Linked DNA regions of Homo sapiens: regions 1, 2, 4, 5, 6 and 7 are each linked to region 3. Evidence: read pairs that join two places in POLR2A ChIA-PET (ENCODE). Cell type or tissue: MCF 10A. All regions are shown on one strand. Region 1 overlaps LOC102723480 (a long non-coding RNA gene). Region 2 overlaps BCAR3 (BCAR3 adaptor protein, NSP family member). Region 3 has its middle 32 kb from the start of MIR760. Region 4 holds the start of FNBP1L (formin binding protein 1 like). Region 5 holds the start of BCAR3 (BCAR3 adaptor protein, NSP family member). Region 6 holds the start of LOC102723480 (a long non-coding RNA gene). Region 7 overlaps BCAR3 (BCAR3 adaptor protein, NSP family member).

Region 1 (4,000 bases), 110 kb after region 3:
TTCTTTTTAAGAGACAGGGTTTTGCTCTGTCACAGGCTGGAGTGTGGTGGCAAGATTATAGCTTGCTGCAGCCTCAAACTCCTAGGCTCAAGCAATCCGCTGGCCTTAGCCTCCCGAGTAGGTAGGACTACAGGAGTGTACCACGACACCTGCTAATTTTTTAAATAGAGACAGAGTCTTGCTTTGTTTCCCAGGCTGGTCTTGAACTCCTGCTTCAAGCATCCTTCTGCTTCAGCCTCCCAAAGTACTGGGATTACAGGTGTGAGCCACTGTGCCTGGCTGTGTTTCACTTTTTAAAAATCCCTAATACACACACAGCTGATCGTTAAATGTCAATAATTTTTAAAAGTTGTTTTCCTGTTTGGAGTGCATTTTTTATGTCTTCAAGTGAGACCCCTCACCACACAGGTAGTATATATGATAAGCAGTCCCTCTGGAAACCTAAGGAGGGCCTGGCCTGATCACAGTTCCAATTCCAGGCAACTTCTGAGCAGCTGTCTTTGAGTTAAGTAAAGCAGGACACACCTGTGAGCTCTTCTGCCTAGCACAGGCCGCGGTGGCCAGCCTTGGACCACAGAGGGCAGGCTCTCTTTGCTGGTCCCTGGGCTGTTCATCTGCTGCCCAGAGATCACTGTTCCAGGCTTGATCAGGATCAGGATCAGGTCTGAAGCCTCTGACATGCGTGGGCAGCTGCCATTCTATCATGAAAACATGAGTTTTCCTAAGGGGATTGCAGTATTCTGGAAATTAAAAACAAGGTAGGAGCAAGTCGTCTCCTTCCTGTGGGAGTAGCTGAAGCTCAGTTCTGAAATACAATGCCTGGCACTCCTGGGAGGGCTGGGACCTGGCCTGTTCCATGCCACTGGGCGGTGTGCGGTTTCCAAAGAGGGCTGGGGCTGTTATCTGACCTCCTGTCTTAATGAAGTGCTTTGGCTTCATGTCTGCCTCTGAGAGAGCTCTGTGACTGGAGCAGCAGAGTCAAATCGAAGACAGGGGACATCCCCCCAACCCCCATCCCCACCCCCACCTGGGCCTGAGCCCAGGAACTCCATGAGCACAGACTCACTGCCACTTCCATTGCTCAAAACCAGCTGCAGGGTCTGGGAACCAGGCTCAACTTGCTGTGCCAGGCCAGCCTGGACCTCCTCTGACCTGGGCCTGAGCTGATAAGTTGGGGGAACAGTCAGGAGACAGTTGGGCTGAGGTTGTTTTTAAGACTCCTCTGTGGCCCATGTGCTTGGATTTCTTGTCAAAACTCTCCCTCCTGACCTGCCTAACTTGCCCCTCCCCGCCATGCCTAGGCACACATTTTCTTCCCATAATATCAGACCTGATTCTCAGAATGGGTACAGGGCGTATTCATGGGGGCGCAGCTTCAGGAAGGGGCCTGCTGCAATGGCGTGCTGTGCTTGGGGGCATGAAGTGTGCAGGGGTAGGTATGCTGGCCCTGAGACTTTCCCCCGTGAGAATTTCATTGCCACAGCGCCAGTGGGTGGATCGATAGCTTTAGGAAGGTGAGGTTTCTTTTGTGGAGAAAGCACCAGGAACACTGTGTCCACCCCCAACCCCACCCCAAGCCACAGGCTCCTGGATGGCCTGGGTTCTTCCACTACACTCACTCAGCCCTTCTCTATGTGGTGCCCATGCCTGGAGCACAGCCCAGTCCCACCCTGCCCCTGAGGGTGGCTCACATGTTCTTAAGGCAGGTACCAGGAGGATGACTGGCCACTCAGGGATGCAGGAAGTGGCTTTTCTGCATGGCCTGCCTGGTGAGTCACCTGGAGAATGCTGGGCCCAGTTCAGTCCTCCCAGTCCCACAAGGCCTGTAGATACCAAAAATGGAGACAGAATCATCCTTGGAGAGAGGCCCAGGGGCAGGCCTGGGAAGCAGGCAGAGTGGGGACAAAGAGGGCCACCACATAAAACAGGCCCCTGTGGGCCTGCCCAGCCCCTCATCACACACGGTGGTTGGTCTGTGCAGTGTCTCTTTTGTCCCAGTGGCTTCATTTTGTTTCCACTTTTTATAAATGCTTGCTAATTCGGCTTCATCTTTTTCAAAATAATAATATGTCATTGTGAAGAGATGTCCCCTGCCAGGCATCTTTAGGGCTTTTCTCAGGGCCCAACAGACCGATGCACATGAGGGCATCAATGCCCTCCCCCAGCCTGGTGAACCCTGACTTCCATTCCAATGGAAGACACGTGGGGTGGCCGGTCTCTGCCCCTCTCGAAGGCACGTTTTGGGTTGGAAGGAGGCCTTGGGCCCCCTAAGGCAAGCTCAATAAGGGAACCAGTGACAGCGGAGAACTCAGCCACACAGCTCCCTTCAAGGCAAGTGGGGACCTCACGATGACCGCTGTGGTTATTCAGTGCCTGCGTGTGGCAGGCCCTGTGCTCCATGCTCCTTTGACATCATTGGGTCTAATTCTCAAGGGCCAGTCCAAGAGGCAAATATTCTCATTACGCCCATTTTACAGTGGGGAAACAGGAGCAGAGAGGTGAAGGAATTTGCCCAAGGTCACACAGCTTCAAGCAGCAGAGCCACTGCTCAAAACCCAGGTTTGGCTGCCCCGAAGGCTGTGCTTTTAACAGCACACCATCTGCCTCCCACCTGGTGAGGTCCGCTGAGGGTGCCCACATGCCTGCCCTGCGCTAGGTCCTGAGGGGACGGCAGACGCCTGTGGGCAGAGCCTACCCTCCGCAGTAGCTCAGAGCAATCTGCTTCCCTCCCCAAAAGGCCTGAGTCAAAACCCTCTCCACTGATGAAATGTTTCTTCCTGTGGAATTCCGCTGAAAGACAGCTCCCGACTGTGTCCATTTGTTCTCCACAGGAGAATCCTGTAGGGGAAAGATTATCAAAATATTTGCCGGCCTTGCAGGGAGTATTCAGAGTCGTTGCCGGAGTGCTACTAGATGTGTGAGGTGCTGCTGTTCCTCCTGGCTTCTGTTTGTATCCATCTGCCAAGGAGGGGAGAGGGGCAGAATCTCTGTTTAACCTATAGGTGGAAGCTATAGTTAGCATTCTATGAGCCCATCGGGGATGCTCAGGTACAGTGCAGATGTCTGCCAGTGGCATGTCCAAATAAATAGGCATTTAAGGATTTCCTAGGCCAGGCGCAGTGGCTCATGCCTGTAATCCTAGCACTTTGAAAGGCTGAGGCAGGCAGATCTCTTGAGCTCAGGAGTTTGAGACTATCTCTACAAAATTATAAAAATTAGCCAGGTGTAGGGGTGTGCCCCTGTGGTCCCAGCTACTCAGGAGGCTGAGGTGGGAGGATGGCTTGAGCTCAGGAGGAGGAGGCTGCAGTGAGCCAAGATTACACCACTGCACTCCAACGTGGGCAACAAGGCTAGACCCTGTCTCAAAAGAAAAAAAAAGAATTTTCTAGTTTAAAGCATTAGGGGGGATCTAAACTTTGAACTGGGTGAAGTGCAATTGGCATACTCCTGGAGTCTTGGGTGTGCTGAGCCCCCAGGGTGGAGGAAAAAGCCTTGGGTTTTTTGGTCAGAAGATCTGACAACTTGACTAGCTCTGCCCTTGACTGGCCAGGCAAGTCCCTCACCTCCCTGGGCTCATTGCCTTACCTGTAAAATGGGGTGGGGTAGCCAGGGGAGATGATCTTTGAGAGGCAGGGCAGCATCTGGGAGCCAGGCTGTCCAAGTCCCTTCATAAGAGCTGGCAAATGGCGGGCAACCTCTCTGGGTCTGTTTCCTCATTTGTACTGTGTGTATGTGTGTGTGTGTGTGTGCACCTGTGTGTGTGAAATGGGTCTATATGTAATGTCTCTGGAACAGTGCTTGGCTATTACATAATAAGCACTCAGTAAACTTGGCTATTATTATTTATGGCCCCTCTCCACTCCCACATGAACTAAACTGTGGGTCTTGGCAATCATCCTCTGAGAGAAAATGCTTTGTTTGAGCAGTGGGTTGAAAGGCTGGCTGGAGGGAAAGAAGATTCTTCCTTGCTGGAGTTTAAAAACAAGACATGGGGCCGGGA
Region 2 (4,000 bases), 150 kb after region 3:
CTTGGCCAACACTCAACAGTTTATAGGTATAACAACTACGCAGTGCACTAAAATATCAGCATACCATCGTACTAATACACAAAACAGAGCCTGTCTTCAGTGAACGGGCCCCGAGCCTTTGCCTGATTGTTCTTGTGCTTAATATCAGTGTCTTTGCTGTTTATTCTTCGATGCGTATTTATTAGCTTGTTTTATGCCAGGCATTGTGCTAGATGCCAGGTACCTAGTGAAGCACGAAATAGATGTATCCCCTGTCCTTAGGGAGTTCTCAGTTTAGGGGGCATTCAGGCAAATGCATCATTAAGTACGTAACTACAAAATGAGGAGGTACAAGGAAGATACAACATCAGAGGACCCCAAGTTACTTAGACTGGTGGAGAGAAGGCCTCTCTGGCATGGGAATTTGAAGATTTGATATAAAAAGAGAATATATTTCAGTAATAATTTTTATGTAACCGTGTTGAAATAATGTCTTTGAAATAGTAGGTTAAATAAAGGATTAAAATTAACTTCAGCTATTTTTTAAATTGACTATCAGAAAATTTAAAATTACCCATGTGGCTCACGTTGTGTTTTTATTGGCTAGCACTGGTCTAGATTTGGGTAAGGACTTCAGATTTTCTCTGTAGGGCAAAAGGAAATCTACCTTTAAAGGATTTTAAGCAAGGGAATGGCACGATCAGTTTTTAGAAGATTGCTTTGTCTCCCTGTGGAGGAGGATTGATGGAGAAGAGGATGAGGAGGGAAGGCAGGAGGTGGTTGTAAAAGTACAGGGAGCAGGTGGGGTTCTGCACTAGCGTGGTGGTAGAGGAGAGAAGTCTGTGGATTCGAGATATAGTTTGCAGGTACAGTCTGCCATATCTGCTGAGGTTTGGATATGGTGGGGTGGGGGAGAGGTATAGTCAAGCATGGCTCAGGCAGCTGGGTATATGGGATAGGGCATTTGCTGAGATAGGGAAGCTTGGGAGAGGACCAAGGCTTTATTTGTTTGGTTGATTGCATTTTCTTAGGGAAGGGGGTTATGGTAGATTGCTGAGAATCAGGACTTCTGTTTGGGGTTTGCTAAGTTTGAGATGCATGCATGTCTAAGTGGAGGTGTTAAACAGACAGGCGGTTGGAATTATGAGCCTGGAGCTCTGCAAAAAAGGTCTGGCCTGAAAGGTATAAAGTTAGGAGTCTGCACAGAAGTGAAATTAAAGCCATGGAAATGGATGCCATCGTCAAAGGAGAGATCTAGAGCTCTATGTAAAGAGTAAAGGGAAGGAACCCTAAGAACGACCTCAGAGGAATCCCAGCACAGTTTGTTCCAGGGAGTCAGCAGAGGAGGCCGAGTGCAGAGAAATAAGATAGGATATGGATAGATAGGATCTGGATAGGGTTGGTGTTCAAAAGAAGATTTTTTTTTTTTTGATGATAGAATTCAATAGGAGACTATCTTGCCATTTAAACTAAAGCATATTTTATCCACTACTTGATTTTTTTAAATAAGGCAGACATGTTTTCAGGGCCACCCTCCCTGGGGTCTGTGTCAGCAGCATGGTGATTATACTCCTGTGGTTTCTTCCCAGCGGTCCTGGACATTCCCCAAGGACCCTGTAGACAGAGGAGGTACATGGACACTGCAGTGTCTGCCTTTGCCTAAAGGGTGATGGCTGCTTTTTCAAGGTTTAGGTAGGTGGCCACGTTGAGGATGGGTGTCTGCCCGGGAAGACAGGTCAAGGGGATATGTTCCTTTATCTGGTAGGCAGAAGCCCTTCCTCTTAGAGGCTTGAGGACATTATCTCAAAACCATAGCATTTTTATTCTGCCTCTCGATTAGTTAGAAAAAGCCTTTACAAACACACTCTTTCAGAAGCCGGTAGGGAATGGGTGGGGGTGGGGTAGATGGGACTGGTGGGATTGGAGGAAGGGCAGATAGATAGCAGCCAAACAAAGCATCTGCTTTTATCAGAAGTGCTGTGTTTGAGCTTAGACAGCCTGAAGCCTGATGATTCACTGATGCCAGATCCTCTCTGCCTGCCAAGAGACATACTGGCCTTGATACGGTTTTTCTTGTTCTTACCCTATTCAATTTGACTGACTGCTGCCAAGTTAAAATTTCAACAGTGGCTTTTAGCTTCATGCTGTCACTAGAATTCTGCTGAGCCCAGGTTAACCCATGACTGGGTCAAGTTTTTATCAACCAGTACCACTGTGTATTAGTCTTGGATTCCTATATAGACTCACCATAGTGTAATATGCAGGATATTTAAATGATGCTGTTTTAACATGATTAGGGAAACTGCCTGAAAAAGGAGTTGAATTGCCATTCTTTTCATGAACACAGTCATCAGGCATTGCAATGTTTTCAGATAAGATAGACACTGACTCATAGAAAAGTAGGAACTGGGCCAGGCGCGGTGGCTCACGCCTGTAATCCCAGCACTTTGGGAGGCCGAGGTGGGCGGATCACCTGAGGTCAGGAGTTCGAGACAAGCCTGACCAACATGGAGAAACCTTGTCTCTACTAAAAATACAAAATTAGCTGGGCGTGGTGGTGCATGTCTGTAAGTCCAGCTATTTGAGAGGCTGAGGCAGGAGAATCGCCTGAACCCAGGAGGCAGAGGTTGCAGTGAGCCGAGATCCTGCCATTGCACTCCAGCCTGGGGCAACAAGAGCAAAACTCCGTCTCAAAGTAAAAAGAAAAGTAGGAACTCGCTGTTGAAATGAAAGAACCAGGCATTTTAGAAGTAATCAGGCCTTAGAATCTCTGACAGCCAGGGAGGGAAATGTGTTCTTGTCTATAGTCTACCCTAGACTGTAAGAAAAAGGATTCCCAAGGTCGAGGTACATGATAAACACAATCCCATGGCCTCAAGTTTAAAAAGAGAAACACAGTTCAGGACAATTAAAAACAATGCTGTGACCCCAGTTCCAAAGGAGGAAGAGGTATGTGGCCATCCAGATAGCTCTTCTGTTTAAGGATGTGAATGAAAGACTGACTCCAGTCTGAACCTGCTCCTTTAAAGGATTCCCCCAGTGTGGTAATGAGGAGCCAGGGCCACTTTGATGTATTCATTCACAAGTATGTTGAACTTTGGTGTGCCAGGCTTTATGCTAGGTGCTGGAGATTCAAAGACAGAAAGGCCAGGTCTTTGTGCATGTAAGGAGCCCTCAGAGGAAGGATGCCCATTTGAACTACCTCTCCTTAGCAGCACCTGTTCTCCATCTTCTTTGCAACTGACCTAATTTCTCATCCACGGTATAGCCCTTTGTATTGCTCCACTGGATTGATAAGCAATCCTGCCTTTCCTGACCTCTGACCTTAACATCTTTCCAGGTATCATGTTACTTTTTCTCCTTGACTTGCTGACTGCAGGTGGCACTTTCTAGATAACCCTTTCCTTTGGACCTGCCTTCTCTGTGCTGCCACTTCCTCTGTGCTTTCCTGACCTTGGACCCTGAGCCAGACCCAGGGAAGGTCGGGTCATGCAACCAAGGTCCATATCAGAGGGTGGCTCTGGGCTGTAAAGAAACAGAGTGCAGAGTGAAAAGAGGATTGTGAAAAATGTGAAGGGTAACAAAAGGGCTTTCAGAAGTTATGTTTGGAACAATAAGACCAAAGAGAGGGGCTTGTGAGAGAAACCAAACTGCTAAGCTTCTGTTCAGCTTGCATTTTTTTCCATCAAGAAATGACTTCTCTGACTGGAAAGGGTAGGATAAATGTGAAGCAAGAATCGCTGGCCTGGAGTAGATGAGGCCATGACAAGAGACTCTAATGCCACCCGATAAGGTGAAGCCCCAAAGTCCAAGAAGACTGAGGGAGTGTGAGACTGAGATCATCAAATCATGTGATGTTGGAGGAATAATGGAGTAACAAGAACTACAGGAAGGATGCAGGTGGATACATAGTTTAATTTTTAAAAAAGGATTTAGAGAGAGAAAAGCTACAAAATGATAAGCTTGACATCGATCTCAGGAAATATTCTATTATAAAGTGGATTATCAAGACAACGATTTT
Region 3 (4,000 bases):
TTTTTTTGAGATGGAGTCTAGCTCTGTCGCCGAGGCTAGAATGCAGTGGTGCAACCTTGGCTCACTGCAACCTCCGCCTCCTGGGTTCAAGCGATTCTCCTGCCTCAGCCTCTTGAGTAACTGGGATTACAGGCGCCCACCACCACACACAGCTAATTTTTGTATTTTTAGTAGAGATGGGGTTTCACTGTGTTGGCCAGGCTAGTCTCGAACTCCTGACCTCGTGATCTGCCTGCCTCAACCTCCCAAAGTGCTGGGATTCAAGCGTGAGCCACTGCGCCCAGCCCAGAGTTTTAATTTCTAAAGGATTTTGTGAATTATTCACCAATGAAAGCAAAGCTATAAATTGCAGCATAATTTCAAAATATTGCTTGGGGGATATGATCATGAGAAAACATAAAACTCTATTCTCCTGTCAATTCCTGAGCAAAAATTATCCTACAGTGATAGAATAAACTAGTCACAGTGGGCTTTCTGTGCAGCTAATTTATTTTATGTGCCTACTGTGTGCCAGGTATAGCACTAGATTCTGGGTATACAGTGGTGATTAAGACAGCATAGTCCTCACTCTCTTGGAATTTTCTAGTATAGTTTTCCAACTAGCAGCTGGCCTTTTGCATATCTGGATAGCCTGAATACGTACCTCTTGTTCTTTCAGTAGTAATAATATGTTTGTGAATGTTCCATTCACATTCTTCCCCAGCATCCTTTGTATGTAGAGTGTACTATACACATGGCTGAGGGATCAGGGAAGGTGTGAATCAGATCCTGTAAACCTAGCACAGGCCCTGACCACGGCAGCATTCTTCTAACCTCCTAATCAGTGAGATAAGTGTGGTTGCTACCTAATAAACCACTGTAAAATTACATTAGAACTCCTCATTTATATTTTTTGGCTCAAACATGTTCTCCGTGTGTCTGTTGGTGTATAGCGCATCTCTATACAAATGTACATGGCCCTTTCCCATGTTTTATTTCATTTTCCCTTCAGAAGAAGCCTGTGCAGCAGAATGAATCAGGCAATGGTATCTCACACATGGATGAAAAGTGACTTCCCTCCCCATTCTTCTGGGGAGGGCTGCTTCCCCGCTTTGCGAAGCCCCACCTCTTACAACCTAATCTGCAGCGCCAGCTTTACCAAGTGAGGTTCACTTTATATTCAGCATTTACTGAGTCATCAATCCCCAGGAATCTCAAGATACCAAAAATATGGAGACCCCACAGAGAAAGCTCAAGTTCACTACTGCAAATGCCTCTGTTCTGAAGAGTAAATTCGAGTAAGAAAAGAAACAACTAATCATGTTTATGCTGAGAAATGTTTCTCTTCTTTCTCTCCTTCTTGATCTGCTTATTTCTCATAGTTCCCCGTCTCTGAGCTTCTCCCTGGGGCCTACAAAATGCATCTCGCTGGCATCCTAGGAGAGCACTGAATAAATATAAAGTGATAATGAGGAGGCGGCAGCTCTGGGCCACCTGGGAGGTGATAAGTGCAGCCAAGAGGCCCGGTGGGACCTGAATGCCTGCTCAGACAGCCCAGGGATCTCAGGTGTGATATAATTGTTGCTCAGCTTGTTTCCTTTACCCAATAAACTGTAGCTCTGTGGGGGCAAGTTGTATATTGTGCTCTCCATATAGCCCTAACGCAGTGCCTGGTGCTCCATAAATAGTTATTAAAAGTAGGAAAGAAGGCAGGCAGGCAAGGAGGAAGGAATGTGTGGGGGTGCACCTAAGCTTCTGAGGTTGTACAGAAAATGTGGACAGAAACCTAAAGTCTAGGTAGGAGCGGAGTTTGCACTCCGTCTTTTAAGACAGAATCCCTGGGTTAGTTCAGGTGAAAGCCCCGTGGATTAAACCTGTTTGATGCCTGGTTTGTGGGAGTCAAGGGATGTATGCGCCTCCTCTCCTGGCTGCCACACAGGAGCTGTGTTCAGTCTCACAGGGGCATCATCAGCCTGGGAGCAGCTGTGTGGCTGTAACACCAGTGGATGCCGGTGTAACAGCTGGTACACACACCAGTGGTGACCCCCAGATGGGCCCACAGGGCAGAAACACTAAAGGCCAGGCCTCCTTCTCCATGAGGGCTGCCCAGAGTTCCTTCACAACAGCGACAAAGGCAGAGCCCAAGCCCATTGGAGGTTTTGCAGGTAGTGGACGTGAGTCCTGAAGAGCAGCTTTACCACTCCAGGGACCACCAGGCCCTGCCCGCCTAGAAGTCATAGCAGCCAGTGTAGACTTTAGCTTAGGAATACACTGCATGACCATCTCTGTGGGACCCCTTCGCCCTCAACCATCCTGTGAGATGTGGAAATTGAGGTTCAATAAGGCTGAATAACTTGCCTAAGGTCACACAACCAGTGAAGTGTCAGAGTTCGTACTCAGGGCATCTGGTCCTTTGTCAATCACATCAGCAGAGGCATAGCAGCTGCAATGTTGAGAATACACTTGATCTTAGCCAAAAGGCCAAGAAGTGATGCAATGTTGAGAATAACCAGCAGAGGACAGCCTCCACCAAGAGGCCATTTACTGCCTTTGCAGAGATCAAAGCTAACATACCAGTATTGGGGCATATGTCACCATGTGCTCCCTGCTCCCTGACAAGATACACTGAAAAGGATCCAACATCAATTCTGTGATTTTCCTGTCATAAAAAATTTACCTAAACCTAATCCTGAAATACCAGATAAACTCAAAATCAGGGGCAGTCTGCTAAGCAACTGGCTAGTACCCTTCAAAATTGCTAAGGTCCAAAAAGTCAAAGAAAGGCAGAACTGTTCCAGGTTAAAGGAGGGCCATACAGCTAAATGCAATTAAATGCAATAAATGATTGATCTTTCATTGGATCCTGGGCTGAGAAAAAAGCAATACAAAATGTAAAGGACATTATTGGGACAATTGACGTAATCTGAATTTGAACTGTGGTTTAGATAGTAGTATTGTATCAATGTTAAGTTTCCTAAAGTTGCAATCATAATATGTTTACATAACAGAATGTCTTTGATCCCGAAATATTAAGGGGTAAAGGGGTACAATGTTTCCAACTAGCTTTAAAATAGTCAAGGAAGAACACAGAGATAGTAATAAGGCCACAAAAGAAATGGAGCACAATGAAAGCAATAGGTGAATCTGGGCAAAGGGCACATGGAAGTCCCTTATACTGTACTTACAATTTTTCTGTAACTTTTAAATTATATCCATATTAAAAGTGAATGAGAGAGAGAGAGAAACTGTCCTAGTTTTTCAGAGCTTTGGACTTGTGGTAGCCACACCCGATTTGAGTCAGTGAAAGCTTTCTCATTGAGGGGGTGGGGGCAGTGAGGTGAGGCCTCTTTTTAGTAAAGTGTGGCTTCAGCCCACTGTGGAGCCCTGACCTTTGCCCTGGACTGACCAGAGTGACTGCACACAAAGCTTACCTGATAATAGATTTACCTGACCTATGAGACGGCCTTTGCTTAAACATTTTGAGGGAGTGAATATAATTCACACCTATAGGTGGAGGAAGAACAGTGGACCAAGCTGAAGGCAGAATGGAGCTCTGGGGGCTGGGGACACAGGGAGCATTCCAGGGCCTGTGAAATACAGAGAAGGAGAAAGGAGGGTCATCTGGGGGAGGGATGCAGGGTGGAACCACCACCTACAGCTTTGCTGGGGCAATCCTTCCAAAAGGTAAGACTGCTGGAATCTGAATGAGCAGGGGAAATGTTAACAGTAAAAAGACTGCTATGAGGGGTAGCCATGAAAAAGGACATAGAGTAGAAAAAGCCGATGGAGATGATATAGACAATGATGTGTGTTAGAACCACTTGGAGGACTATTGGAATTCTGATTCTTTTAGGCCTGGGATAGGGGGGTAGAGAATTTACATTTCTAACAAACTACCTGGTGCTGCTGGTCTGGACCACACTGTGAGTTGCAGTGGTGTTGCAGATGATTGTGTCCAGCCCACCCTGGAGGGGTAATGCCTGTGAGGAACATGTGAGAGTCACAATCAAAGAGGTCCAGG
Region 4 (4,000 bases), 370 kb after region 3:
TCTAATAAATGTTTCCCTCAAATCCTCAAACTAAAAATCTTAAAATATGGAGATGTATTAAATGTTGAGAAAAATTAAAAATCTTTTTCAGAATTTCCAAAGGACACAAAGCAAATTTTAGTTAGAACAAAAATTCCCATCTCTTCTACAGTTTATCTTTTCAGATTGCTGAGAAACTCTTTAAATGCTGAAAGTAACCAAATTATAGGAGACAGTAGAGGAATGGAATCGTTTCCTTAGGTAGTACCATAAGTTTAAAAAAAAAACTTTTAAAATCACATTTTATTATTCACTAAAATGTTTTTCCTTAAAACTGTTATTCTTTAGTGTGATACAAAGTGAATTTTTTAAAAATCTTAAGAGTTAAATCTAAATAACATGCCTCCACTGTTTTCCTATGTTTACTTTTTAGAAGTATTCTACTTACATTTTAGTTTCCTTTGAAGCACAAGTCATTTAAGTAGGCAAAAGTTAAAATATTTTGTAATTATAAAAACGAATGAATGCACTCTGGTAGGCATGAAAAAAATAAAAAATTTAAAAATTTAAAATAAAACTATACCCATTTCCTTTCATTGATAATTCACTATAATCAATTATAGAATGCACAAAGTGTAAGGGAAAAAGGCCAATAATGCCTGAGAAACTAACCAATGTAAAAGAATTAAACTTTATGTAATTCATTTACCATGCAATCCTCCCCAATATAAGAACAATTAATGCTATCTAAGAAACGGAATGAAGGGGCTCCTAAGGTATTTTCTCTTGGGTGGTGTGTTTTCAGACTGGGTAAGCACTTGTACAGAATGTTGCACAAGAGATTCCTGGCTGGCTAAGTAAAGCATTCACTAGATGGACTCTAAAGTCTCACAGTTCTAAGATTCCCAATCTATGAGTAGACGTGAAAAATAAGAAAACATTTTGCCTTTCAATTAACCCATTGGCTTTCACTCCCACCCTAGCTGGGCACACACATACTCAAAAGTTATTTCTCCCCTTTCTCTGCAGTGATTTCACGAGATCCTCGCGAACAAAAGGCACGGAAAACAGGCACAGGTGGAATAAAAAGGGGAGTGGCTGAGGCCAGGCGGCTCTCGGGACAGCGCCCCCACGCCCCCAGTTCTCCCGGCCGCACCTGAGAAATCACTGCCCTCCGCACCTGAGAAATCACTGCCCTCCACACCTCGACCCTTCCGCGCCGGCGCCAGGAGCAAATTCTCCGACCTATTACCCTCCGCCCGTACCTTGGCCAGACACTGGGCATTGTCTGGAGCCTCCTGTGCCAAAGAAAGGCAAGGAGGAAAGGAAAGGAGAGAACGAAGGAGAAAGAACAAGTGAGAATAAAGAACGGAAAGGGAAGTAAAGCAACAGGGAGACCGTACGCTCCTTTTGGTAAAATTAGCTTCCTCATCGATCACTCGATTTAATTCAGCCCCCAAAACCAACCCACCAGCCCAAAGGCTGCAGCCGGGGGTGGCCAAACCGGAGTCCCTCGAAGCTGTGCCCGCCCGAAGCACTGAGGCAGGGAGAGAGAAATGTGCGTGTGGGCTGGGCCTGGCTGGCCCGAGGCCGGGCTCCGAACAAAGCCGCCTGGGTCCCCATACCTGGGGCGAGGGCTCTGGGCGGCGCCGCCCCAGACGGGCGACGCCCTAGCCCCGCGGACCTGGCCCGGGCGAGGAATCGCGGCCGGTCCCCTCCCCGCCCTCGAACAGCGCCCCTTGGGGACAATGGGCCCCCTCCCCCGCCTCCGGGAGGAGAGATACAAAGGAAGAGAGGAGCCGCCGGGCGCGAAGCCAGGCGTCGGGAAAAGTGAAGGTGGAGGAGGGAGAAGGAACAAGAGGGGATCACGGCGCACGCAGGAGCCCGCGGGCTGCTCCCCCGGCCGTCCCGGGCGCCGCCCGAGCTGCACCACGGCGGCAAAGGCGGGAGCACGGACTAGCGGCCCCCTAGACCCCCGGCCGAGAAGGGAAGAGGAGTCTGCACACAAAGACGAGCGGGACCCTCACCCTCCGCCAGCGCCGGACCGAGGACGGCGGAGCGCGCTTTCACCGCCGAGGGTCCGCGGCGCCCGCCCAACCCGCGCTTCTCAGGGGCCGGGGTCCGTGCGGGGCGCCCCTCTCCCCGACTCACCCACAGCTCCGTGCCCCAGCTCATGGCGGAACTTTCTGGCCGTCTGGCGGTGCCGCTGTCCTTCAGTCTGTCGGCTCCACAGTCTGTCCGACCTCTCACTCGCTGGCCGGCGGGCTAGCAGCTCAGCGGGTCTACCTCGAAAGGTGCCGCCACCGCCGGGCTCCCCAGTGAGTGAGAAAGACGCGACTGGAGAAGCCTCCGCCGCCGACGCGTCCCCGCCTCCCCGCGCTGGGCGGGAGGGGGCCGGGGCCGAGGGGAGGCGGAACGCGGCGCGGGGAGGGGGCGGGGCGCAGTGCATCCTGGGATCGGGGAGGACCTGGGCTAGCCTGGCCACCGCCGGCGGGGTCCCCAAGCGGGCACCTGGTCACCCTCGCTGGCCCCTCTCGCTGGTCGAGTCTCCTCCTGCAGGTACCCCGGAGCTTGGACTGCCCCCACTCCGCTGCCAGTCGGACCCCTGTTTCCAAGATAGAAAGGGAGAGAAGGGAAAAGACCCCCACCGCCGCTATTATCTCATTCCTCCTCTGCGCTGAGCCCCTTTACATGAGGCAATTTTAGTTACCTGCCTTTCCTGCCTCTTGTCTCCTCCACTCGGGAGAAACCTTGACAGGGAAGCGTCATCCAAATCCTAGAGTTTAGACTGAGGAGAGTTGTGTTTTATTTTTTTAAATCTTGATGCTTAAGGTGATCTCTCCTTTCAAGCCTGATGCTTTGGCATGACGATTCTTGGGAACCACCAAAATGTGCACAGGTTGAACAGCAAATGTGAAGGCAACATGTCCCCGATTCTGTCTTTAATTAAATATTTTAATTTTATAAATTCTGTCAGGAAATTATAAAAAGAGGCAGCTCTTCCAGTAATCATTTAGGTATGTTGCCAGCGCACGAGATGGAAGACGTGGACAAATGTGAGCCGAGCTGTCACCTGCGGAAGATGAGAAGGCAGCTTGCCCCATGTCTGGAATGGGCACCTCGTGGGTGAGGGTTGGATGGGAGCCAGATTTTTCTCTGGTAGTGTAAACAGCTTATTCGGAACTTCAGATCTCTTTCACCTCCCAGTATCGGAACCTTGGAGGCAGGTCCACTACTTCCTTTTTTCTCTATGGAGCTACTTCCTGGCCTATCTCCATGGAAAGGCTGTTAGCTAGTTTGGCTGGTGCTACTAGATATCAAGTACGCTGAGCAACTCCCTAACATATGCTTTAGTATTAATAGCTTGTCTCCTAAAGCAAGCAAGCGCACACACACACACTTCAAAACAGTCAACTAGTAGAGTACTCCTCAGTGCGTCATGACAGCTGGGTGTTTTAGGAAGCTCTCCCAACGGGTTCTTTGTCAGCATTGAAACTCCTCCCCTACCTGGCCTGGACAGGTGTTCCAACCTCTTCCGCTTAATCCGTATTCTTTTGCCTAGCTGCGCTCCCTCTTGGAGTTGAGGCCAACAGCCTGAGTTCGCCTGACAGTCCAGTTGCTAATCTTCCTAAATTCTCTGCTGTCCTTTTCTGAGGCCACTTTAAGCATACAAATGCCCTCTTCCAAGTGGGTTATAGCCAATTTTTAAATGCTTAACTTTGTACCATGCAGTGAAAAGCCTGTGAAGGATTGAACAACACTTTCTAACATTTTTCTACATTGCCTCTATTCCAAAATAATTTCTTCGTTTATTTATGTCACCTAACACTGTTAACCGCCTCTCCCATCACTTCCTATCACTCCCTAGAATCATGAATGTATTTTGCAATTGCAAGTAACATTAATTAGTAAGGGGAAATGGATTTTTTTTTTTTTGAGACGGCGTTTCACTCTTGTCACCCAGCCTGGAGTGCAGTGGCGCGATCTCGGCTCACTGCAACCTCCACCCCCCAGGTTCAAG
Region 5 (4,000 bases), 130 kb after region 3:
AAAGAGAGAGCTAATCTGACCCCCAATACAGCACAGCAGCACCTGACATAAATCAAGTGACCACATATTGTAAATCTGTTTTTGGACTTTATTCCATTGGTCAGTTTGTCTATCCTTCTACTATTTCTATGACTTTATAATGGATCTTGATATAAGATAGTGTTAAGTCTTTTCCAGTGGGCTCCAATTTTTCACCCCACCAAATCATCTAGTGCTGAAGTGCCACCGCCAACTCGCACTTTGCTTTCAATACGTCCATACGAGTGCAATTGATTTGCCTGTTCCCGTGGATGGTTCATTTGTGGTTACCTGGGGCTTTGTCTCATCAAAGCCCTTCACATTGAAAGCCAGCCAGGTGTCTGCAGACGAGCAAAGCAGATCTGTTGGGTAATTAAATAACGCGGGGAAGGGGAAGGAGTGGATTCGACGAGGCTGTCTCTGGAGAGAGCTTCAGAAAGGAAGTGATCGAGCTATACTTGAGGACTGGCTCCTTGGGGAGATACGAAGAGAGCCAAACTCTAAAATCCGGGCAGAGGAGGGCCTGGCTAGGTCACCGAATGTAAATGTCTCGGGGGGTTCCGCAAGGCAGCGCGAATCGGCTCGCCGGGGTGGGGCCGCGGAGCCGCAAATCACCAGTTGAGGGCCGGAGTGCGCGCCGCCGGCTCAGAGCTGCGCCTGCTGCTGGCCGGGCGGGGGACGGGGCCGGGACCGGAGCCGGAGCTGCGGGGCGCACCGGCTAGACGCGCGCGGGATTCTCGGCGGGCACGCCCCGCGGACCATGAGCGTCCCCAGCTCCGGGAGCAGCCGCGGCGCGGGCGGTGCGAGGCCGGCCGCGCGGCGCCTTTGAGCCCCAGCCGGAGGTCCAGAGATCCTGAGAGCCCGAGCGCCCAGCGCCGCGCCGGGAGGTGAGTCTCCGCCGCGCGCCCAGCGTCCTCGGGGTGCTGTTCCTCCCGGGGCGCCTGGGCCTCCCCCACCCCGGTGAGGACACGCTAGGAAGTTTGTTGGACAAAGTTAGGCTCTGGGGAAAGTAGAGCCGGCGTTTGTTGGTCCCTACCCACCCCCGCCAGCGGATTTGGCGTTGGGGGCGGGGGTGACTGAAGTGGGGCTGGGGCTTGCGCTCTCCAGGCCCTCCGAGCGCGCTGGGACTCCCCGAGACGTGGCCCACGGCGGGGAGCGCTCAGCGATTGGCGGCCAGGCATCTTGCTCGGTGGCACTCGAGCGGCATCTTCCCGGGCGCTGGCCTCGCCCGACCCCCTGCCCGTCGGAGCTGCTCTGCCGGCCACCCCGCCCTGTCCCGCCCGTCCCCTCTTCGCAGAAGCCGGCCGGGGTCGGGCAGATGCGAGGGCCCAGAGCGCTCTGGTGGAAGCCCAAGGCTCCGAGGAGGCGAGTTTCTCCGGTAATCTCTTGGGAAGTTTGCAAAGAAAGCGAAGGAGCCTGCCCTGTAACTGTTGACAACATCTCCCTCCCTCTCTCCCTTTGTTGAGAAAGAATGAATAGTTGGTTGTGTTGCTCCCTCTGCGTCGCGGTGGGGAGAGGCGAGGGAAGGCAAAGGAAGGGAGGGACGGTGGGAAGGAGGTTCCGATAGATCGTACAGCCCAACTGTCCTTACCCACTTAGGCCGCTGAGGGCGCCGCCGCTTTAAAACGGTGTAATCAGGTGTAGACACTCGTCGAGGAGGAGGTTGAGCGGACTCCGAAGCATCTGGCAAGGCGGCGTGTTCCGTGGGGCGGCGGGTCGGGTCATGGTTGGGGTTAACTCGCTTGAAGCAAGGTGCAAAGGAGAAAAACCATTTTCCTAACCTCATATCTGTTTTCGCTTAAAGCTGTTAGCTGAGATGGAAAGTAGAGCCGTGCATTCAGATTGTTTTAAACCTTGACTTTATCTCCCAAGGCTACACAGACCTCCCCAAGGAAAGTACGCTGGCCGAGGGAAGGTCATTTTGGGAGCTGATAGCCTCCCTTGTGTTGCCTGGGACTGAGTTGAGATCCTGGAGGCTGGGAGAGGCCTCAGTGCTGGGGGTGGGGCCCAGCTCAACACAGGTCCAAGTGGGAAGGGGCTACCCGGGTAACAATGGGAAGCCCACAGGCAAAGCGCTTGTCTGCGGGCGTGCCAGGGGGTATTGAGGATAACGTAAAGACCTTGCCAAGCCAGGGGATCCCACACCACTCCAACTCCAACTTTCTCTAAAGTGCTGCTGAGAAGGCTGGCATTTCCAGGATGACTAACCAAGGTCTAAATCTCCTGTTCATATAGGCAGAACTGCTTGTCAAATGGATGCTAATCTTAAGAACCTTATCGGGTAAATCCTGTACTGTGTTGCTTGAAATACAATCCATGGAGGAATTATTCATACTTGAATCATTTGGCTAGACTTCATAAGTTTACTTCAAAAATAAAGAGATACTCTTAATTCCTAAACCCAAGCAAAACTTCATTTTAAGTGGATAAGCCAATTGAATATGTGTGGTTGTTTCATCTCCTCTCTCCATCTGACTCTCCAGAGAAGTTATAAAACTACAGATCCAAGTTGTAAATTCTCTGTCATGGGGCAGCCGAGACGGTTACATTTCCAGAGTTTAAAATATAATGAAAAGTTCTTAAAGCTCACATCAGATAACCATTATGAGTTAAACTTGAAAATATCCCGTTTCAGAAATAAAAGAGTAAAATCCAAACAAGTGGGCTGCTTATCTCTGCCTCAGCTTGCAAGATCATCAGTTTCTTTGAGACATCATTGTAAAGCAAGTGAGTTGGGCCTCAGTTCACAAACATTTCAAAGCCCAGCGACTGACCAGGCCCAGGAAGGCAGCACATGTGGTAAAGTTTGTCAGCCTCGCTCTTGTTCCTGATGTTCACATGAGTCTCAGATTTTCATATCAAGATGCAGAGTCTTTGACTTTTGTATAATATTTCAAAATCTGGCATTAGACTGAGTCAGGACATTGTGTTTGTTTTCCTGCACAGTAGAGAGAAGTCAGATGGCCAGAGTCTCACCTGGGCTTTTTTCTAAAGACTGCATGTAGGCTCACTTGGTTTGCCTGTACGTGTGTCTGTGTCTGTGTCCGTGTCCATGTCCTACTTGGCTTGGTGTCTTTGCATCTATTGTTCTAGGTTAAAACGTTTCCCTCCCCATCCTTCCCAGTTGCAGTCTTCATTTGTGAACTCTCAGAGTTACTTCCTTTGTGAACCCTCAGTATAACAGAGATACAGTGACTCTTATCTGACAAGATAGATAAGAGCAGCCCCTGTCCTGCTTAGAGGGGACCTGCTATTTACTAAGTGTTTGCAGTATTTCAAGAACTTTGTATACACAATCACTTTTAATCTTTACAACAATCTTATGAAATAGCTGTTAAGTCATTTTTTAAAATGAGAAACCGTCAGGTTGAGTAACTTGTCCCAGGCCATACAGCTGGTAAGTCAGTGGCAGAGTAGAGATTTGAACCTGTAGATATCTGCCTCCAAAGCCTAGGTTCTGAGTCATACCATTTTATTTTTAAAAAATCAAATGGTACATAAGAAGTATATAATGACTAGGGACATTGAGACAGAAATATTTCCAAGTGGAGAAAACATGGGAGCCAGAGGCTGGAGACTTGGGTTTAGTCTCCATCAGCTGTCATTCCAACCGCTTGTTCCTATGGCAAGACCTTTGCATTTGCCAGATCCCTTGCCTGGAACCCCCTTCAGACCTTTTTTTGACTGGCTCCTTCCCTTGCCTTTTTTCAGGTCTCATGTCATTGTTACCTTTTCAGAGAGGCCTTCCCAGTCCACCCTAATGTAAAGTAGCTCTCCACCCGCAACAGTCATCCTTTGTCAGTTCATCCTGTTTATATTCCTTAGCGTGCTTACAACTTGGATGTTAACTCATTTTCTTGTTTGTATAGGTTGGATTCCTCCATGAGAGCAGGAGCTTGTCTAATTTATTATATCCTTAGCCTTGGTACACCATAAGCCCTCAGAGAATATATATCAAATGAACATTTATTTCCCTTATCTA
Region 6 (4,000 bases), 120 kb after region 3:
GAACAGTGTTTGGTGGATTACAACAGGAGGAGTGTGGTTTGGGGTCTCCCAAATGTGTTTGATCATAAGGACACATGGGCTCTTGTTAAACATTGGCTGCCAGGTCTCACTTGGATCTCTCCAATTCAGACCTCTGGGACAGGAGCCAGGGGATGTGCATGATTCTGATGATCAGGTGACTTTAATGATCAGGAAAGTTGGAGAAGGTTGATATTAAGAAGGCATAGGCCTCCAAGTATGGAGAAGGGGACTATAGAGAAGAATGGATGAGAGGTTTGGAAAAGAAAGGGGTAGGGAGAAGAAAGAGGAAGGGACCAGGAGAGCCATGGAGAGTGGAGTGGAGGAGAGAATTCATGCCCAGAGGACTCACATTTTGGATGCTGAGAAAGAATGATGTGATGTGAAGCACTCTGGAGTCATGACTGGGCTCAGTCACAGTAGCCGGGATCCCACGGTGGCTGGGAGGGCGTCAGTCCCTGGAAAGTCTCCTCTTTTTGTCCCTTGATGATTCATGCAGGGCATTTCAGGATCCCGGAGCTGGCACCAGATTGACATGGAAGTGGAGTTGCCAGCCAACAGTGTGATGTGATTTCCACGTGCCAGGGGAGCTCCCCACCCTGTGCTCTGTGAGCATCCCTTACCGGAAGTTCCACCAGGAGCTGGGCAAGGCTGAAGCTACCAGGTGTGGAGGGAATGACGTGGGCTTTAGAATCCTGGTCAGATCTGTATTCTCATCCTCTGATACTTTTTAGACATGCAACCTTGGGCAACTTAGCCTCTCTTTGCACCTCAATCTCCTCATCTATAAAATAGGGATAATAATACCTGCCTCAAAGAGCTGTCGTGAGGATTAAGTGGGCAAAGCACACAGAGTGCCAAGAGTAGGTGCTCAGGGGCTCAAGCAAGAGGCAGAGCCTTGGTGGTGGAGACCACTATCAGCTCCACTCCACACTGAGAGCCCAGAGCAGATGGGAGATGGACAGTGGGATAGGAGCACAAGAGGTGAGCGTCCCTGGAGCTACTTTCGAGTTTCTGCCCCCTACTAGTCACCAAAATCACAGCAGTCCGTGTTTACAGAGGCATCTTACCTGTCCTCTATTTTTACTGTGTTACCAAGGTGGTAACAGTATAATATTATTTTTGTATAAAGTGTTTTAAAGGACCACCTGATCTGTTGTCCCCAGCACCTTGCACTTTGGGGGACGCTATGTGTTCATCATCAATATATTCTGAAATAAGAAACAGAAACCAGAAATTTAATCATCCAGTACCCAGTCCACAAGAAAGGCCAATGACTCACTTCAGAATATGCGAGGATTGTTCACTCATTTCCTTCCATGTGGCGTGTTTGTCACTGCCTGGTCATGCTGTGAGGAAGAGCTGCTCTCACCTTCATGTTCATGAACCTGAGACAGACGAGGTCACATGGAGATCACTCAAGGGGTTCTTTCTTCCTGGAAATGCTGACAACTGAGAAGTTTGCCTCTCACAGCTGTATGAAAGGTTTTGTGAGGAAGAGGTTAGGGCAGCACCAGGGGTTAGCCCCCCAAAGTGCTATTCCCTAAGCCTAGTACAGGAAAAAGAAATTTCCCCTGTACTGGGTAGAAGGATGACTGCTGGCTTGCTCCCTTGCAGGAGGGTTGTTGAGTTGGAGCAGTGCCTCTCACACAGGTCACTGGGAGGCTTGTTAAAATGTGGGTTCTGAGTCAGTGCCTTAGGGTGGGGCTGAGATTCGGCATTTATGGCAAACCCCGGGCACTGGAGAGGCAGCTGCTCCACAGCCCCAGGACGGCGCTAGGACACACCTGTGAACCTTCAATGTGGGTTCCTGCCATGGGGAAAATTCAAGTGTATGTAGAGGCTTGACTGTGGTTCCTGACCTGCTTGAGACCCCCACACACTCTGACCCTATGTCTGAAACTCTGTTCAAAAGTCCAAATCTCAAATATCTATGGAATGCCTAGCAAGTGCCAGGCACTGGGCTAAGTTTACCTAACCCAGCTTGCTTGCTTCTCTTAAGATTCACTGTGCCATTCCACACCACGCTCAAGCAATCAACCCCAAACTCTCCCACTCACTCTGAGGAACAAGGGTTCACACTGGGAGATGAAGTGGGCAGTGGAGTCAGGGAGGCCAGTTTAGGGAGCTCCACATCCCAGCTCTGTGAACTTGGCTGGTTACTCTGCCTTTTTGTGCTTTCATTTTCTCGTCTATAAAAAGGGCTTAATAACCCCCACCTCTCTAGGTTGCTGAAAGGATTAACTCAGATGATGCACACAAAGTTCTTAGCCCTGGGCTGGTAAGCATAGCTTTTATGATTCATATTTAGTTTGTGTTTCCCCCATCAGAACCTTTGGTGCTCTCTCCCTCTTTGCAGACACCTAGGCCAATTCTTGTGTGTCTCCTTATGCTTGACTGTGTTACTATCTGGAAATTATTCTTACCATTTGGAAACCTCAGTACTGTCGACAGCACCATTAAAAGCAGTTCCAAATGGTTACCACACAAGAGGAGGCAAAAGCAGTGCCCCACAGCAGCTGTGTGTGCACTGGGGAGGGGGGTTCCTGTGAGGAAGGAACCAGAGAGGAAAGGGCCAAACTGACAGCCTCTTGCAGCCCTCCAGCTTGCTGTGCCAGCTGCTCTTGCACTGGATGCCGAGCTGTGCGGCGAGCACTTCATTCCTAATGATGCAGTGTCAGTTATAAATCACTTATTTAAAAATCAAACTGGCCAACCCTAGATTGTCTTTATCATAGCACCACTTTCACTCACTTGCATTCCAAAGGAATTTTAGAAACATTATTTAACTTTTCATCATGGCATTTTTCAACCATATGCAAAAGTAGAGAGAATAGTGTAACCAAGTCCAGCTTTAAGAGTTGTCCACATTTTAGCAGCAAAAGGTCTCTTGAGTGAAAGAGAATGGTGTGGGATCGTACACCCCTGCCACTCACGTGGGAGTGAATTGTACATATTCATGTCTTATTAGAAAAAAGGCTGAGAACTCTTGGTCTTTCCTGTCCATTTCCATTTGCATTTTTTTTTTCCTGGAAAATGGGATAATGACCCTTACTTTGCAGGGATTGACTGAGCCTGAAAAATGGGCTGCTGGTCAGAGCCTCACAGATGCACATTCCTTCCTGGGCTCTGCCTGCCCCTTCTGCTCCTGGGTGGAAAATGAGGAAGGAACAGGCACAAGCAGGAGGCTGCTGAGCTGGGAGCAAGGACCAAGGCTCTAATCTGGCCCCTCCCACCACCCACTGGCAACCACCTGCCTGCCAAGGCCGCCTGTCTCTTGCAGGGTGGATTGTGTCCTGCTTTGTAGAATGATAACTCCTGTAAAAATAAGCACCTTAAACAGCCGAGAGAAAGGGACAGTAATCTGACCCCAGGCTGTGTGTACCCCACAGGGAAGGGGTGTGTCTGTCATACTTGCCCCTGCTTCGATTTAGCTCTGAAGTGCAGGGGAGACCATTTTTCCCACTCAGCAACAGCAGCCTGTGAAGTAATGGGAGGCTGTTCCCCAGTGGGACCATTACCACTATCATTTCTATAATGCTTTCCTTCTGAGAGGCTGAAGTCACCACTTCCCAACCCTGATAGCCCCACACTGGCTCAGGCAGTGGGTGTTGTGGAAAGAGGATGGGATGTGGAATTAGAATGTCTCACCTTCAGTCCTGGCTCTGCTATGTAATTTGCTCAGTGGCCTTGGGCAATCCCTGAGGCTCCATATTCTCCTCCTGAGTATAGTGATATTTTACCCCAGAATGACTCTAAAACTCATACACATATTATTCATCTTAATGGTTTAATTGGACTCGGTTTAGGCAAAACTGTGAAACAGAAGTGTTAATTTAGCATTTTCTACTTTTTCAGTCAGATTCCCCCTTTTTCCCAAGTTCCCCCTTTCCACTCACCCTTGAAGCACCCAATAATGTCAGGCAGCCAGTCAAGAAAATGGCCTAGAAAACGAATATACATTAAAGGCCTAGTAGTTTAA
Region 7 (4,000 bases), 140 kb after region 3:
TCACATGGGCACCCTCCCCCACTCCAAATCCCCACGGCAGAACTCGCCTGTGACCCAGGATGGCATCCAGGAGAGCCCATGGCAGGACCGGCACGGCGAAACCTTCACCTTCAGGTAACTTCTGTAATTTCACTAGTGAAGATGATTTGTCTTAAACAGCTTTTTAAAAGGTTTTTATGGCCGGGCGTGGTGGCTCACACCTGTAATCCCAGCACTTTGGGAGGCTGAGATGGGTGGATCATGAGGTTAGGAGTTTGAGACCAGACCAACATGGTGAAACCCTGTCTATACTAAAAATACAAAAATTAGCTGGGCATGGTGGCATGTGCCTGTAATCCCAGCTACTCAGGAGGCTAAGGCAGGAGAATCACTTGAATCCGGGAGGCAGAGGTTGCAGTAAGCCAAGATCGCTCCACTGCACTCCAGCCTGGGCAACAGAGTGAGACTCCGAAGTTTTTATTAGGAAAAACATCAAACATACACAAAGTTGAGCGAATAATTAACTCCCATGCACCTGTCAGCCGGCTCCAACAGTTACCAGCTCAAGGCCAGTCCCGTTTTGTCTGTACTCCCACCTACTTCCCTCCTTTGGTATTATTTTGAAGCAAATCTCAGATTTCATATTATTTCATCTGGAAATATTTTGGTATGTTCCTTTCAAAGATAAGGACTCTTATTTTAAAAACTGTATAACCACAATGTAAAAAAAACTATAACACCTAAATAAAAACCACTTCTTAACATTATGTAACATTTGAGGATATTTTAAAATCCAGCTTCCTCTCTTAAGTCCCTTAAAAGAAAGCCCAAGTATTTTCTTTTTATCATAGCATCAGATTCTGAACTATGTCCATCCACTTCTATAGAGATGCCAGGATGTCTATAAATTAGACCCCATATCTCCTTATATTTAGTTGTCAGCATGCTGAAATAAAATTTTATGTGGATGCACCAGCAGGTCAGCTTCAGAATACTTTAGGACAAGAATTGATTTTTCCCTCTCTGTGACAGAGATCTGGGTAAATGAGCCTTATGGTTGTAAATGCTTTTTCTCTGGGTTTGTAATGGGCCTGGCTGTGATTGGTTTCTGCCTGTTAGAGCTAGTTTGGAAACTGCACTCCTTTTCCTGTTGGGGAAGATCAGCAGCCTGTGATGCTATCTGGTAAAGAATGGGACTGTTTCTTTTGTTATCTCTCTTTTTGTCCAAGCTTGTCGCAAAGCCACTTGGATCCTAGCTCATTTATTTGTTCAATATTTATATATGGAGCACCTATATTAGAGTATGTTGATTTCATAAGCCCCAGGGCTTACCAGGAAAATTCTGCTCAGTCCTGATTATCTTAAATGAAGGGCTGGTCCAGCATTGAAAACATTCTAGCAGCCAAATTATTGAGCAATCTGTTCTTGCCCTTTTATAGGGTGGTGGAAATATGTGGACTAACAGGGTAGCAGTGGAGCATCTGAAGCAATATCTTCCCAGAGTTTACATTCTAGTGAGCGCATTAGGTAGTATATACAAATAAATAAGACAACTGCAGATTATACCAAATGCTATAGAGGAAATGGAGTGATATGCTGGAGATTTATTGGAGGTGGTACGTTTTTGGTAGGATGAACAGGTTTCTGAGATGATATTTAAGCTCATATTTGTATAATGAGGGAAAGCAACCATGGGCCTTCCAGGCTGTTGCAGGCATGGGGAAGTCAAGTGCAGAGAACTGGAGATGGGAGCAAGTTTGGCATGTTTGAAAACCCCAAAAGGAACTGGAATGGCCTGTGGCTGGAGTGTAGCACATTGAGAGGAGAACAGTGTTGGTGTTGGTGCAAAGCTAGGCGAACAAGAGTTCAGAATTATTCTCAGTTCCATAATTGCAGTAGTACAAGAAGAAAATAAGTGGAGGCCCAGATAATCTCCATAGAAACCACTAGAGAGCCCTGAACTGCTTCTGTCACCAGATTAGGACATTCCTTGGGGTATCCTGGGGGTTAGAAGGCCCTGGACCGGCTCCACAAAATCTAGGTGGGTGACCTCCCAGCTCAGAAAGTTGGCAGGCAGCCACTGCTGGAATGGGTGAACATGGAGGTGCATACCTGTGCACAGGATTGTTAACATCGCATAATTGGCACTTAAGGGGCAAGAATGCAGGAGGTGAGCAGCAAAGACAGGTAACTTCTGGCCTGCTAAAGATGAGCACAGATGCCAGGCTGTGTGATACGGAGTCAGAACCAACTGTTAGCTGGCTTATGGTGGACCGCTTTTCATTTATTAACTTAAACTGTCCTGAGCTAGATGTCTACCATGTACTAGACACAGACAGTTTATAGACTTACTCCTTGAAGTTCTGAGGCCCTGGCTAGGTGCCAGCTCTTACAAAGGGAAACTCCACACTAGGGGGGTGGGTGGGGAGGCAGTAGTGATGGAGTCACCCTTCCTATCTTGGGGAAGTTCTTGGTAAACACCCAAGGTCCAAGCTGTCAAGCTGCCAAGAGTGTAAAGCTTTTTGATTTGAAAACTGACTTGGACAGAGGTCATATTTCTGTAAAAGATCTTATCGGAGGGTGGGTGCAGGTCCTGAGTTTGAAGTCCAGGCTGTGGAAGACTTAACAAGCACTCCTGGTTTAGGGTTTGTTTATGATTGAGAGCTATATTAATCCAAATTCACATCTTTTTTTCTTAACTGAAAATATCTTATTGTTAAAGATGAATACAGGAAGTAACAAATGCATATCCCTCAAAAATTGTGCTGAGTGAGAAGGCACATGGTTCTCTGTTAAAGGGTCGTAAAGTCCTACCCTGCTCTGTACTACTATTAATATATTTATTTCTCTAACACATTAAAAAAAAAATCTCCTGAGGTGTTCCCAATTTTGAGGAGTACAAAATACCTTATATTCTTTTTTTGTTAAGTATTCTTAATAAGATTATAAGCTGCCTGAATTCCTTTTTGAAACCAGCAATGATATAAACAAAGTTTTTGCATATGCAGAGCTAGGACCAAGCAGCCTGAATGAGAACCCAAGGCTCTAGAGAAGGAGGTTTTGCCAAAGGTGCCACAGCAAAAATACAGTGAGAGAAATGGAACTTCTCATTCAACTCTTCCAGTTGAAAGGAGCTGCGAAACACCAACCATTCACTCCAGCTCAGTCACCTCTTTTTTTCTTTTCGTAGTGAATTCAGGGGTTAATTTCAGTTGACAGTGACTTGCCCAGATGTCAGCTCTGAAAACATTGCATCTCATCATGTTGGGTATTGGCCTGACGGGTATTGGCATGAAGATAGTGGGCCGCCTTGGATGTCTCCTGCCTCCTCTATCTTGCTCAGAGGGAGGCCCTCCAGATAAGCACCTCTTTGTCTTGTGAAGTACTCTGTTGCAAGTTTGCTCTTTTCCAAAAAAATATGTTTAGCTTGTTAATCATTAAAAAGTCACCTTTATAGGCCGGGCTTGGTGGCTCACGCCTGTAATCCCAGCACTTTGGGCAGCCGAGGTGGACAGATCACGAGGTCAGGAGTTCGAGACCATCCTGGCCAACATGACGAAACCCCATCTCTACTAAAAATACAAAAAAATTAGCTGGGCATATTGGCGTGTGCTTGTAATCCCAGCTACTTAGGAGACTGAGGCAAGAGAATCGCTTGAACCTGGGAGGTGGAGGTTGCAGTGAGCTGAGATCACGCCACTGCACTCTGCCTTGGGTGACAGAGTGAGACTCCATTTCAAAAAATAATAATAATAACCTTTATTATAATTGAACATTCATTGAAAATACATCCTCTCGGAGGCCCAAGACAAAGCAGAGGAAGTCTCCTCTTTGACCTTAAAACTTGCATGATTAAGCTTTCATATCTACATGTGTCATTTCCTCCATTATTAATTCCTCCATTATTAATTATCCCAATAATTATAACATGAATAATTATCCTAATATTATTAATTGTTATCTCCTACATTTTATAGTTTTCAGATAGCTTAAAGGATATGTTCATAAACTACCTTGTTTG

The links. ChIA-PET counts read pairs that join two places held together with the same protein. Peaks named below come from ENCODE experiments on the same cell type or tissue, not always from the same donor. Only the 100,000 strongest peaks of a DNase experiment are listed, where the experiment ranks them.
Region 1: POLR2A ChIA-PET joins it to region 3 with 17 read pairs; 9 of 35 experiments call an interaction of 5 or more read pairs at or near these places.
Region 2: POLR2A ChIA-PET joins it to region 3 with 14 read pairs; 9 of 35 experiments call an interaction of 5 or more read pairs at or near these places.
Region 4: POLR2A ChIA-PET joins it to region 3 with 12 read pairs; 4 of 35 experiments call an interaction of 5 or more read pairs at or near these places.
Region 5: POLR2A ChIA-PET joins it to region 3 with 62 read pairs; 13 of 35 experiments call an interaction of 5 or more read pairs at or near these places.
Region 6: POLR2A ChIA-PET joins it to region 3 with 30 read pairs; 11 of 35 experiments call an interaction of 5 or more read pairs at or near these places.
Region 7: POLR2A ChIA-PET joins it to region 3 with 11 read pairs; 13 of 35 experiments call an interaction of 5 or more read pairs at or near these places.

Annotation. Positions count from the first base shown.
Region 1 is chr1:93,699,575-93,703,574 of GRCh38, reverse strand. It overlaps LOC102723480 (a long non-coding RNA gene), which reads right to left. Exons shown (of 4, transcript XR_947602.3): 4 at 1-4,000. It also overlaps a transcript of BCAR3 not described here. Among named protein-coding and RNA genes, the nearest start is that of BCAR3, 20 kb to the right of the region's middle. RefSeq lists enhancers at 1,096-2,006, 1,230-2,429. In MCF 10A, no CTCF peak of the experiment used is centred here; DNase peaks (open chromatin) are centred at 914 and 1,714.
Region 2 is chr1:93,662,807-93,666,806 of GRCh38, reverse strand. The region is part of intron 2 of BCAR3 (BCAR3 adaptor protein, NSP family member); the gene reads left to right. Among named protein-coding and RNA genes, the nearest start is that of BCAR3, 17 kb to the left of the region's middle. RefSeq lists a silencer at 1-94 and an enhancer at 3,723-4,000. In MCF 10A, no CTCF peak of the experiment used is centred here; DNase peaks (open chromatin) are centred at 2,006 and 2,346.
Region 3 is chr1:93,812,678-93,816,677 of GRCh38, reverse strand. It overlaps a transcript of BCAR3 not described here. Among named protein-coding and RNA genes, the nearest start is that of MIR760, 32 kb to the left of the region's middle. RefSeq lists an enhancer at 2,065-2,605. In MCF 10A, CTCF peaks have their summits at 2,496 (motif pointing right) and 3,463; a DNase peak (open chromatin) is centred at 2,487.
Region 4 is chr1:93,446,436-93,450,435 of GRCh38, reverse strand. FNBP1L (formin binding protein 1 like) reads right to left here and starts at 2,318. Exons shown (of 17, transcript NM_001164473.3): 1 at 2,131-2,318. The coding sequence starts at 2,154. RefSeq lists silencers at 2,161-2,210, 3,150-3,444 and an enhancer at 1,691-2,669. In MCF 10A, no CTCF peak of the experiment used is centred here; DNase peaks (open chromatin) are centred at 1,155, 2,335, 3,105 and 3,435.
Region 5 is chr1:93,678,503-93,682,502 of GRCh38, reverse strand. It overlaps BCAR3 (BCAR3 adaptor protein, NSP family member), which reads left to right and starts at 666. Exons shown (of 12, transcript NM_003567.4): 1 at 666-905. RefSeq lists a silencer at 644-923. In MCF 10A, a CTCF peak has its summit at 1,624; DNase peaks (open chromatin) are centred at 562 and 1,582.
Region 6 is chr1:93,690,816-93,694,815 of GRCh38, reverse strand. LOC102723480 (a long non-coding RNA gene) reads right to left here and starts at 1,665. Exons shown (of 4, transcript XR_947602.3): 1 at 1,301-1,665; 2 at 642-802; 3 at 371-537. It also overlaps a transcript of BCAR3 not described here. RefSeq lists enhancers at 1,439-1,608, 618-1,817. In MCF 10A, no CTCF peak of the experiment used is centred here; DNase peaks (open chromatin) are centred at 565, 1,345 and 1,705.
Region 7 is chr1:93,670,728-93,674,727 of GRCh38, reverse strand. BCAR3 (BCAR3 adaptor protein, NSP family member) reads left to right here. Exons shown (of 12, transcript NM_003567.4): 2 at 1-114. Among named protein-coding and RNA genes, the nearest start is that of BCAR3, 9.1 kb to the left of the region's middle. In MCF 10A, no CTCF peak of the experiment used is centred here; DNase peaks (open chromatin) are centred at 1,387 and 2,407.